2 separate regions of the Homo sapiens genome follow, and region 1 is linked to region 2. Evidence: chromatin loops called from intact Hi-C (ENCODE). Cell type or tissue: K562. All regions are shown on one strand. Links, peaks and the distances in the headings refer to the core of each region. The heading gives the core; the rest is flanking DNA.

The links. Hi-C counts contacts between places; a loop is a spot of excess contacts. Peaks named below come from ENCODE experiments on the same cell type or tissue, not always from the same donor. Only the 100,000 strongest peaks of a DNase experiment are listed, where the experiment ranks them.
Region 1: it touches region 2 in a loop (7-fold over the local background); 2 of 110 quality-filtered maps call a loop at or near these places.

Annotation. Positions count from the first base shown.
Region 1 is chrX:50,131,408-50,140,618 of GRCh38, reverse strand. No RefSeq gene overlaps it. Among named protein-coding and RNA genes, the nearest start is that of AKAP4, 65 kb to the left of the region's middle. In K562, for the core only: no CTCF peak of the experiment used is centred there; DNase peaks (open chromatin) are centred at 3,678 and 4,178.
Region 2 is chrX:50,197,061-50,199,560 of GRCh38, reverse strand. It overlaps AKAP4 (A-kinase anchoring protein 4), which reads left to right. Exons shown (of 6, transcript NM_003886.3): 2 at 809-904; 3 at 1,967-2,017. Among named protein-coding and RNA genes, the nearest start is that of AKAP4, 2.7 kb to the left of the region's middle. In K562, for the core only: no CTCF peak of the experiment used is centred there; a DNase peak (open chromatin) is centred at 1,000.

The sequences.
Region 1 (9,211 bases), core at 2,522-5,021, 61 kb after region 2:
GCCCCCAGCATGAGAACTAAAAGATGTCCAGATGCTCAGATGCCAGCATCCAGGCCCACCAACTGGGGCTGGCCTGTGGATCCCCTTCTCAAGACCTCTCCCTCAGGAATCCAATCTATGAGGTCCTGAAAGCCCAGCATTGTCTGGTCTGCCTATGTAGAGCTTCAAGTCCAGAGGGAACAAGGCTGAGGAGAGAGATGAGGATGAAGAGAGGCAGGAGGCCTGTCCCAGAGGAAGACAGCAGTTCTCACCTGCATCCCCACTCCTAGGGCAGCAGAGCACAGCTGGGAGCTGAGAGCTACATTCTCTGGGAGTGGCCTATAAGACTGAGACCTCACTGGGTACCTCCTGTTGGCCCATGTCATGACAAGCCTACGTACCCTGTCCTTTTCTCCAGGGTACGAAGGGCATGGAAGTGGCAAAGTGAAGGGCAAAATAGCTATTTCATAGCAGGCAGTAGCACATAGATTCTGTAGAACAGGTAGATGCTGTTTGCTGAGGGAAGAGGACAAGTAGGTTCTTGCTGGCTCTCAGCTTGAGACTTGTGCAGCCCCTTGTGCACAAGATACAAACTTGTGCAACAGTTTGTATCTGTTATTCTTGATTATTTATATTAAATCAATATGTAAGGCTACTGAAAAGACTTTTGTTGGTGGTGGTCTTATTTGTTTGTTTGTTTGTTTGAGACAAGGTCTGGCTCTGTTGCCCCGACTGGAGTGCAGTGGCAGGATCTTGGCTCACTACAACCTATGCCTCCTGGGCTCAAGCCATCCTTCCACCTCAGCCTCTCAAGTAGCTGGGATTAGAGGTGCACACCACCATGTCCGGCTAATTTTTGTATTTTTTGTACAGACTGGGTTTTCCATGTTGCCCAGGCTGGTCTCGAACTTGTGAGCTCAAACGATCTGCCCGCCTTGGCCTCCAAAGTACTGGGATTACAGGCGTGAGCCACTGCACCCTGCCTAAAAAGACTGTTTGTCATTCCTTGACTCCTTCTTCTTACTTCACTATTTCCTAGTAAAATTGACACTGGCCTCCAGATTGTAAGCATTCCCATTGCCTTCATTGCTTCTGTAATTCTCTTCAGACCCCAGGTATCAACTTGCTACAAAGGCCCAGTCTTTTGCTTTGGTTTTTCCACTCAATACTTGAGCAACATGCTGGAACTGGGACCCTCTTGCAACTTTACTCCGGTCCCTGAGTTGATCCCCGATCCTCTGCCTGGCTCTCACCAAATTCTTCCCAAGTGGGGAGAATCCTGCTGCCATTTTTCCAGGGCTCTCCCGTGAGTGGGCCAATTATTAAAAACCCCAAGTCTAGCACCTACTTACCTTAGAAAGGAGATGGAATGAGGCCAGGCGCTGTAGCTCACACCTGTAATCCCAGCACTTTGGGAGGCTGAGGCGGGTGGATCATGAGGTCAGGAGATCGAGACCATCCTGGCCAACATGGTGAAACTCCATCTGTACTAAAAATACAAAAATTAGCCAGGCGTGATGGTGCGTGCCTGTTATCCCAGCTACTCAAGAGGCTGAAGCAGCAGAATTGCTTGAACCAGGGAGCTGGAGGTTGCCGTGAGCCAAGGTCGCGCCACAGCACTCCAGCCTGGTGACAGAGCGAGACTCCGCCTCAAAAAAAAAAAAAAAAAAAAAGAAAGAAAGGAGATGGAATGAATATCAGGATAGTTGTTTAATGGGATTTCCATGCAAGAAAACCACGATAAGAGGCATCTGAGAGAAGAAGACTGAAAAGATGGTTCATGACTTGGGCACAAAGTCTTAAGGCCATATTCCAGTGATAGAAAGTCCCTCTGACATTTGTCATGGAGGTGAGGATTAAGTTCCTTGAGATTTTATGTAAAGTAACTGACAGTCGCAGGTGCCTAACAAATGCTAGCTTCCTTCTTCCTATCTTCCCTATGCCTTCAGGTCAGGTCCAATATTTCCACCATCTATCCTAGCTTCAGCCTTGCTCTGCACAGTAGGACACTGTGTCTCAAAATGCCCAACCAGCTTGTAGCCTAATAACTCTTTTTTTTTTTTTTTTGGAGAGGGAGTCTTGCTCTATTGCACAGGCTAGAGGCTAGAGTGCAGTGGTGCAATCTCAGCTCACTGCAACCTCTGCCTCCCAGGTTCAAGCAATTCTCCTGCCTCAGCCTCCAGAGTAGCTGGGACTACAGGCATAAAACCACACTCGGCTAATTTTTATGGTTTTAGTAGAGACAGGGTTTCGCCATGTTGGCCAGGCTGGTCTCAAACTCCTGACTTCAAGTGATCTGCCTGCCTCGACCTCCCAAAGTTGTGGGATTACAGGCATGAGCCACCTCGCCCAGCCTGCAGTCTGGTAACTCTTGACCCAGTCCTACCCATTCAAAAAGTTCAGTGGTTAGCATCCTCAGCCCTCTTTGGCTTAGCTAAATTCAAAGAATCTGAACCTAATTATCATTATATTCTCTATCCCTATATGCTTTCAGTTTTGCAAAATATTTTCCCATCCATCATTTCATCACTTTTTCCTAGGAATGCTGTGAAATACCAGCTGAGGCTTTTCCCTGCTTGAGTGTAGTCTAAGAGGTATAGTGACTAGTCTACACTGTAGTTGTGCTGACAGGCAGTAGCAGGTAGATTCTTTCTGATAGTTTCAAATGTCCCAACTTAAGACCTTTCTTGAGTTTCATGTTTATGTGAGGGTTTGAATATTGATTTTTAATGAGATATCTTGTGTTACATTCTGATTGTTTAAAGCAGTACATGCTCATTGTAGGACATTTGCATACAGAACAGTATAAGGAAGAAAAATTTTTAAATCCCCCAGCATCCACCATTTGGACACAAGTATTGTTTCTTTCCAGACTTTTCCAGTAGCATGAATAATAGTTACTGTAATAAGTAGTGATATTTAGTGAGTACTTACTATATGCAAGCACTATACTAAGGGTTTTGCATTTATTATCTCATTTTAATCTTTACAAAAACCCTATGAGGTACATACATAGTATTATTGTCCTTGCTAAAACTGATGAATTAGGCCAGGTTCGGTGGCTCACGCCTGTAATCCCAGCACTTTGGGAGGCTAAGGCAGGAGGATTGCTTGATCTCAGGAGTTCGAGACCAGCCTGGGTTACATGGTGAAACCCTGTCTCTACAAAAAAAAAAAATAGCATGCCTTGGTGGCACACAGTTGTAGTCCCAGCTACTTGAGGAACTGAGGTGGGAAGATAGCTTGAGCCCAGGAAGTCGATGCTGCAGTGAAACAGGATCTTAACACTGCATTCCAGCCTGGGTGAAAAAGTGAGACCCTGTCTCAAAAAAAAAAAAAAAACTGACGAATTGAGGCACAGAGAGTTTAAGTTACTTGACCTAAGTTACCACAACTATTGACACTAGAGTCGGAATGCAGGAGATCTGCCCCAGGAGCCCTGCTCCTACCCTATGCTATGTGGCCATGTGTGTCAGACAGATACTACCTAGTTCTTCTTGCAATAAGGTAAGAAGGTCATGCAAAAAAGAGACTTGAAAGTATTCATTTACCCTTCTTTGCTACACCCATTCCTTTTCACCAGAGCCGCAGGGTCTCAGACATGTTCCCCTTCTAGAGAATAGGCTAGAAGCCATGAATTGCCCTGAAGCATGCAAGCATGCAATGGGAGGAGGACAGAGGAAGGAAATTAGGGGCTGCATGAGAAGGCCTGCAAGTTGAAGGAAACTGATAGCAGACAGAGTAAACCACAAGTAGCCCATATCTTCCTAGAGGTCACAGTCTGGAACAGACACTTTTGGCAAGCATTCTTCTTTCTCTCTTTTTTTTCTTTTTTTTGAGAGAGAGTCTCGCTCTGTCGCCCAGGCTGGAGTGTAGTGCCACAATCTTGGTTCACTGCAATCTTCGCCTCCTGGGTTCAAGTGAGCACGTTTGGCTAATTTTTGTATTTTTAGTAGAGATGAGGTTTCACCATGTTGGCGAGGCTGGTTTCAAACTCCTGACCTCAAGTGATCTGCCCACCTCAGCCTCCCAAAGTGCTGGGATTACAGGTGTGAGCCACCATGCCTGGCCAATTTTATTCTTCTATCTTCTTGCTAATAGCAGCCCAACATTGATCAAGTGTTTGACAGAGATCTCTTGATCTCAGGAGGTGAGTCAGCACTAGATGAGCCATAATCAGTTTACAACAGTTACAGCAGTGCTCTTCCCCCTCACCAGTGATTGATCTCAGTTCTGGCCAGTGAAGTATAAAAGGAGGTCAGCTACGGAACTTCTGGGAAAGGTTTATGTCCCCACCTGGTGACCCAGTTGACTCCTAGAAGACTTTCCTATATATCTCATTAGGGACACGAGGCTCAAAGTCAGCAGAGAACATAAAATCCTTGCAACTGTGTGAGACAGACTATAAACACTACTGAACCTGAGGTAAAGCCTCAAAGGGTGGGAGGAGTTAAATGGCCAGATTATGGAGAGGGAGAAGGATTCCAAAATGATGCTAAATGGAACAAGCATACTGAGCTTGGCCAGGGTATGAGGTACTATGATCAATCCAACTTGGATCATGTGTCCACCACTCAGAGCCCAAAGAATAAAAACTATTACCAGAAAAAAAGAACAGGTAGCAGGCAGGCAGGAAAAATAGATGGCCATTATTGGGATCCTCCACTATTTCTGTCGTCATGCCTTCTCATACATTATCTGCTTTGGGGGGGTCTGCCAAGCCCCTAATCCCCCTTCTCTAAGAACCAGATCTCTCCCAGCCACCAGCCACAGGGGTGGGTTCCTGGCAGCTGTGTCGCAACCCTGACTCCTGGGTGGAACTGATTGAACCACACAGCATCCCTGATCTAAACTGGGACAAGCAGATTCTACCCTGAAAATTTAGAATTGGATTCAGAGATGCCAGTCAGCACTTTTGGTCACTTAAACCCAAGACTTATAAATCCAATCGCTGTGGAGAAGCTATATTTAGTCAAGGTCATGGAAAAGCAGAGAAATCAGGATCATGAAGAGACTGGAGTGGATATGGATAGACAAAAGAACACACAGACTGAGAGGGACAGAACTGCCTTGATTCCTGGTGAGTTTCCAGTTCATGGCTTTAGTCCCTCCTGACACATGGCTACACTTACTGACCTTGTGTTCCATGAAACTCCTTATATCCTATAATAAGCCTTCCTATTAACTAAGCTAGCTCAAGTAGGTTTCTGTTGCTAGCAACCAGAAGAGCCTTGATTGAAGATACTATATTATTTGGTCCTCAGATCAAATGAAATCAAAGTAGTCATCATCCTCATTGTACAGATGAAGAAACTGAGGACCCCCAGAAGTCAGCCATACAACAGAATATGGTTTCCAATGAGGTATGCCTCATGGAGGCTGTGCAACATTGGGCAACTTCCAGAACATCATCGGACCTATGTCTGAAAATGCCTGTGAGTAATCTTTACATTGCTTAAGCACCTGAAATTAAAAACCCATGTAAAATCTCAGGAATATGCTATTCAGGTTTTTGTCTGATGGAAAACCTCCCATAACAAGAGTTTGACGCCATTGGATCCTACTCTGTGTACCCAGGGCCACCTATGCTTCTCTATTATAGCACTTCTAACATTGTATAGAAATTGCCTGTTTACTTGTCTGTTTCACCCCCCAGAGAGTGATTTCTGGAGATCATTGTGTAGCTGTTCCTGGCACAAATCAGGTGCTCAAGAAATTTATGTTGAATGAATAAAAGAACAAATATCAGCTTTTGTTTGGTTTCCTTCCTGACTACATCCTGTCTGAATATTGCACATGACACAGTTGGACACTTGGGAAACAATGCTTGTTGGTAGAAAGAGCATCGAAGGGACACATGGCTTCCAGGGTCAGCTCTGTCACAAATGAGAGAGGTGTATGACATTAGGAAAGTCAGTCCCCATCTGAAAAACCAGGGGGTTGGATTTTATGGTCTCTGGAGTGGAAATTTATCATTTTGTGACATCCTTGAGCCCTCTTCCTTTGTCTGAGCCCTCTGCTACTTTATGAGCTCACAATTTCCCAAAGCAGGAACCAGACATCTGCATTCCTGCTTCCCTTGCCAACAGGTTACAAGCATATGACTTAGAGCCTACTGAACCCAATAGAGATTTGGAAGAGAATTCAATTTGGAAGAGCATGCCATGAAAGAGGCACTGCTCAGAGTCCACTGTGGAGGATGTGGAGGAGAGACAGCCAGCTTTCACAGGCAGTGGTGCTAAATTGTGTTGCAGTGATGCATCAGGCCTGCATTGGTGTTGAAGCTACACCAAGCCTACCTACAGAGAGCAATAGTGCCTCTCCCAGAGGAGCTCAACTGGGCTATTGTTTTTGGAGACAAAATTTATTTGGTTCTGTGGACAATTCAAATTTTCTGAGTTACTTAATATACTTAAATTCTTATTTTTCTACTAAAACTAGCTAGAGTGAGTTCTATTGTTTGTTTGTCACCAAGAACCCTGACCAATAGAGTCTTTGAGACTCCTACTAGCACTAAGATTTTTTCCTAGGCCCTCTCTCTTCAGAAATGACCCTACAAGGCCGGGCATGGTGGCTCACATCTGTAATCCCAGCACTTTGGGAGGCTGAGGCAAGAGGATTGCTTGAGCCCAGGAGTTTGAGACCAGCCTGGGCAACATAGCAAGACCCCATCTCTACATAAATAAATAAATAAATTAATTAATAAATTAATTAATTAATAACCCTACAAGTCCCCAGTGTTTGGCCCAAGAGGTAGAGACAGTTGTACTAGTTAGGGAAACTGTAAGCAGTTCTGTATAACTAGACAGGAAACTTCTAGAGGGCAGTGGTAAGGCCAATGAGTAGGCAGGCATCAGATCAGAAAAACCTTAGTAAGCCTTGGTGCTGAAGGATTTTGGAGTTTATTTTTCAGAACAGCAGTTTTCAAACGTTTTGTCTTTAGGACCCTTTCACAGTAAATGCCTAAAAATTATTGAGGACCCCCCAGAAGCTTTTGTTTATATGGGCTGTATCTAGTGATTTTTACTACATTAGAAATTAAACTGAAAAAATTTTTAAGTATTTACTTATTCATTTTAAAATAACAACAATGGGCCAGGCATGGTGGCTCACACCTGTAATCCCAGCACTTCGGGAGGCCGAGGCGGGTAGATCACTTGAGGTTAGGAGTTCGAGACCAGCCTGGCCAACATGGTAAAATCTCGTCTGTACTAAAAATACAAAAATTAGCTGGGTGTGGTGGCATGCCTCTGTAACCCCAGCTACTTGGGAGGCTGAGACAGGAGAATTGCTTGAACCCAGGAGGCGGAGGTTGCAGTGAGCCTAGATTATGCCACTGCACTCCAGCCTGGGCAACAGAGTGAGACACTATCTCAAAAATAAAATAACAACAATAAACTATATATTAGCTATATTTTAGCATGAATAGCATTTTGTGAAAAATAACAATATTTTCTGTTTTCCAAAACTGAAAAGTAAGTGAGAAAAGTGGTATTGTTTTACATATTTCCAGATCTCTTTAATAGATGACAGTTGGATTCCTATATCTGCTTCTAAATTCAGGCCAGGTGTGGTGGCTTATGCCTGTAATCTCAGCACTTTTGGAGGCTGAGACTGAGACGGGTGGATCACTTGAGTTCAGGAGTTCAACACCAGCCTGGCCCAACATGTTGAAACCCTGTCTCTACTAAAAATACAAAAATTAGCTGGGTTTGTTGGCACATGCCTGTAATCCAAGCTACTGGGAAAACTGAAGCAGGAAAATCGCTTGAATCTGGGAGGCGGAGGTTGCAGTGAGCCGAGATTGTGCCACTGCACTCCAGCCTAGGCAATAGAGCAAGACTCCATCTCAAAAAAAAAAAAAAAAAAAAAGAGAAAGGAAAATAAATAAATAAATTCAATCTGTTGCATTATGTTGTTTTCGTTAAAGTATATGAAAAAGAATCTGGCTTCACACAGATAGGTGGTTAGAAAAAGGAGGACCTTGTGGACCTGCTTAATGAATCTCAAGGACTCTCAAGGACTCTTGGATCCTATTTTGGGAACCCTTGGTTCAGAGTTATAGGAATTCAATAAAAGCTTCTAAAAGAGAGTGGCAAGAGTGGATTTGTTTTAGGAAAGTGATTCTGGCCGCAGGGTTGCCGGGACAGCACACATTGTATTCTATGTGAATGGTACCCCCAGTAAGATCATAGCCTTGACGTAAGAGAATTAGAGGGAAGTCAAGAAGGACAATTAAGAGGTCATTGTGTTAGTCCAGGAAGGAGATGATCTTGCCTTGTTTGGCTGTGGATATAGAGAGTAGGGGACAGAAGTTGAATTCAGATCCCTCTGACTTCAATACCCATGCTCTTCTCTCAATACCAGTGACCTCCAAGCACAATCAGTTAAAAAATATTGAGAAACAAATTGAAAATATCTCAATTTGAAATTCTAAAATAAGATAAAAATGAAATAAATATTATTTTTAGAGGTCTTAACTATCATGATAGCTTCTTACTGTCAGTAACTGATAATCTTGAGTTACAAAATCCAAGCACTTAGGGCAAGATTTCTTTCTAATGATCATGAGTGTATATCCAGATTTCAAAACATCTTAGAAGTGCTGAATGTATGCCAAGTTTTCATAATGACAAAAAAAAAAAAAGGCTGAATGTTGGGGTCAATGTCTTGTCAGATCTCATTAGATTATCAATGCCCTTAACTTGTAGTGTGACTGATAAAGTTCACTTAGTAGGAGTTTAAGTGCCAGCTCTTTGACCTGATTGGTTGTTTTGGGTTTTCTTTGTTTTCTTTTGTCTTGCATGAGTTTACATTATTATCATTATTATTATTATTATTATTATTATTTTGAGATAGAGTTTCACTCTTCTTGCCCAGACTGGAGTGCAATGGCGCGATCTCGGCTCACCAAAACTTCCGCCTCCTGGGTTCCAGCGATTCTCCTGCCTCAGCCTCCCAAGTAGCTGGAATTATGGGCATGCGCCATCACGCCAGGCTAATTTTTGTATTTTTAGTAGAGATGCGGTTTCTCCATGTTGGTCAGGCTGGTCATGAACTCCCGACCTCAGGTGATTCACCTGTCTTGGCCTCCCAAAGTGCTGGGATTACAGACGTGAGCCACCACGCCCGGCCACATTATTTTATCTTTAATCCATAGCTTCTTTGCAGGTCTCTTCTGAAGCAATTTGTCCATTTTGTGAGCATTAGTTTTAAAAAAACCGAAGTAAAT
Region 2 (2,500 bases), core at 1-2,500:
GTCATTTCCTTTTTACTTTTAGTTCCAGACTGGGTTGGGAGGTGGTGGCAGGGGGTGATGGTGGAAGGAAGTTGGCAGAGATTATTTTTTCTTTCTAAAATAAATTAAACTTGATCCTATTGGATCAGGGTCTGGTCTTCCCTCAGATTTCTGTCTCTCGGTGTTATATTTATGGTTATTAGACTGGGTTTTCTCAGCATTCAAAATCTTGTTCTATATATTGAAATTGTATATGTTGTTTTAATAAAAGGGCTATTTATTTACTGCTATTGACTTTAGTATTTTCCAATGGCTCTGAGTGATGTGTTATAGCTATTTATCTAATTTCACTTTCTTTAGTGTAATGGGAAAGACTGGTTGAACTGGAGTTAGCTAGAATTAAGTTAGAGGGGGTAACGTGAGCTGGAGTTTTTTGAAGGTACTCGAGGGGGTAAAGAAATGTGGAGATCAGAGACATTTAGTTAGTAGAGTTGGGTAGAAGTAAATCACTAAATGTAATCCCCAAAGTCACTAGATTTCCTTTTAAATTTGATTCCCAGGTCATCATACTCTCATGATTCCAAATACTTGGTGTGGGGAGTCTAAATTAAAGGAGACTATGGATTTTGCTAAAAGATAATGATCCTAAGCATCAAGTTCAAACATCTCAATGTGTCCCCCACTGCTCACCCCACCAGTTCCTAGCCTAAACCTATATATGAAACACAGAAATGGATTTCAGAACCCCTCCAGAGATTCTTATCCAAATTGACCCGGTTTCCAAAAACCATATATAAGCATTTCAGCTTTCTTTTCTTTCTCTTTCCAGATGTCTGATGATATTGACTGGTTACGCAGCCACAGGGGTGTGTGCAAGGTAGATCTCTACAACCCAGAAGGACAGCAAGATCAGGACCGGAAAGTGGTAAGATAAAAAATGACTCATGCCGAGGAGTAGGAAAAATTGGCATATGGGTATAGATATCCTGGGGCCCAAGATAAACTAATGGACGATGATACCCTGACTTCTCCAAGCAACCAAGCTCAACAAGGTCTGTCAGGGGCCAGCATGCTCATACATCACACAGAGATAAAAATCAAGGGAGGGGCAGGGTGTGGTGTGATGTAAAGGACCTGGGGAGGGGAGGCTGGGGAGGAGCCTGAGGGAGGAGTGGTGGTTGCCTGGCAACCAGCCTCTATTAGTTAAGACCTCTTAAGTCATAATAATATTGCCTAGCTAACAATGTTACCCTAGGACCCCTCAGGAGGGCAAAATGCTTCATGGTCTGTTTCCCAAACTTCAAGTAATTCACAGGGCTTCACAGTCTTCAATCATGTTCAAATGTCACGCATACTATTATTTAATTAATATGTATTTTTACAATGTTTTAAAAATTGACTTACATTTTAAAAATTACAATCATGCTAAGAAATATTATCCATAATATCCCAGGTTTGATGTTCTAGTATGTATTCTCCCTAATGCACAATAAAATTCACCTATTAAATGCAGAAATATTTATCCATACACTACTTAAAATATTCTATATTATTGATAATAAAATAAATTTTGAGAAACACTAGTGTAGTAGCAAGTGCTCTAAACTGGAAGCCAGGAAAATTGAGTTCTAATACAAGCTCCACATTTAAGTTTGTGTCAGTTGGGCAAGCCATTTCTCTTCACAGTTTTCTCAATTAATACATGTGGATATTGTACCTCAGGCCTCACTCTGACAGGAGGTTGGTATTCTCATTTAAGAAATGTGCTAATGCTAAGATTCTGTCTGCCTAACAATAATCACAGTATTAACATTTATTGGGTACTCACTATGTGCCAGGCAATCTGCTTTTACATGCTTTCCATATAGTATCTCAGTTAATCCTCACAAGAACCCTCTGAGGTAGGTGCTATTATCATCTCCAAGAAAGAGAAATTATGCCCCTTTCTCTAGAGTTTTTCTAAATTCACCCTTCTAATTTGATGCAGATATGCTTTGTCGATGTGTCCACCCTGAATGTAGAAGATAAAGATTACAAGGTGCGTATTCTCTGCTCAGAGTCAGAATCGGTGGGAAGCTGCTGAGAAGGGTTATCAGTGAAGTATGAAGAATGGAAAATGTTGGGGGGAGAGAGGGGAAAGGAGGAGGGGACTCAGGGGGAAAGCCAGCATTCTCATGAGCCCAAGATCCCTGGTTCTGAATTTACCGTCACTCTTGATATCAAGTCTCATTTTAGAAGCCACTTAAGTTGCTGGTAGGACTGAAAGAGATAAAACATGGAAGATAGCATGTCAGAAAAGTTGTTTTTTATTTTTTTATTTAAAAAAAAAAACCCATCCAAAGGGTGATGAATATAGTTCTTGAGACTGGTGGCTTTGTGAGCATCTTCAGAGTGGGGAGTAGTAATTTGTGGAGGGAACTTCGTCTCATTCTTCAAAGATTAGCTAGCCTCACAAGCCTACCTCTCCTGCAGAAAGAAAAAAGATAAAAGAAGTCATAACATTCATGATTTGAAGTCATAG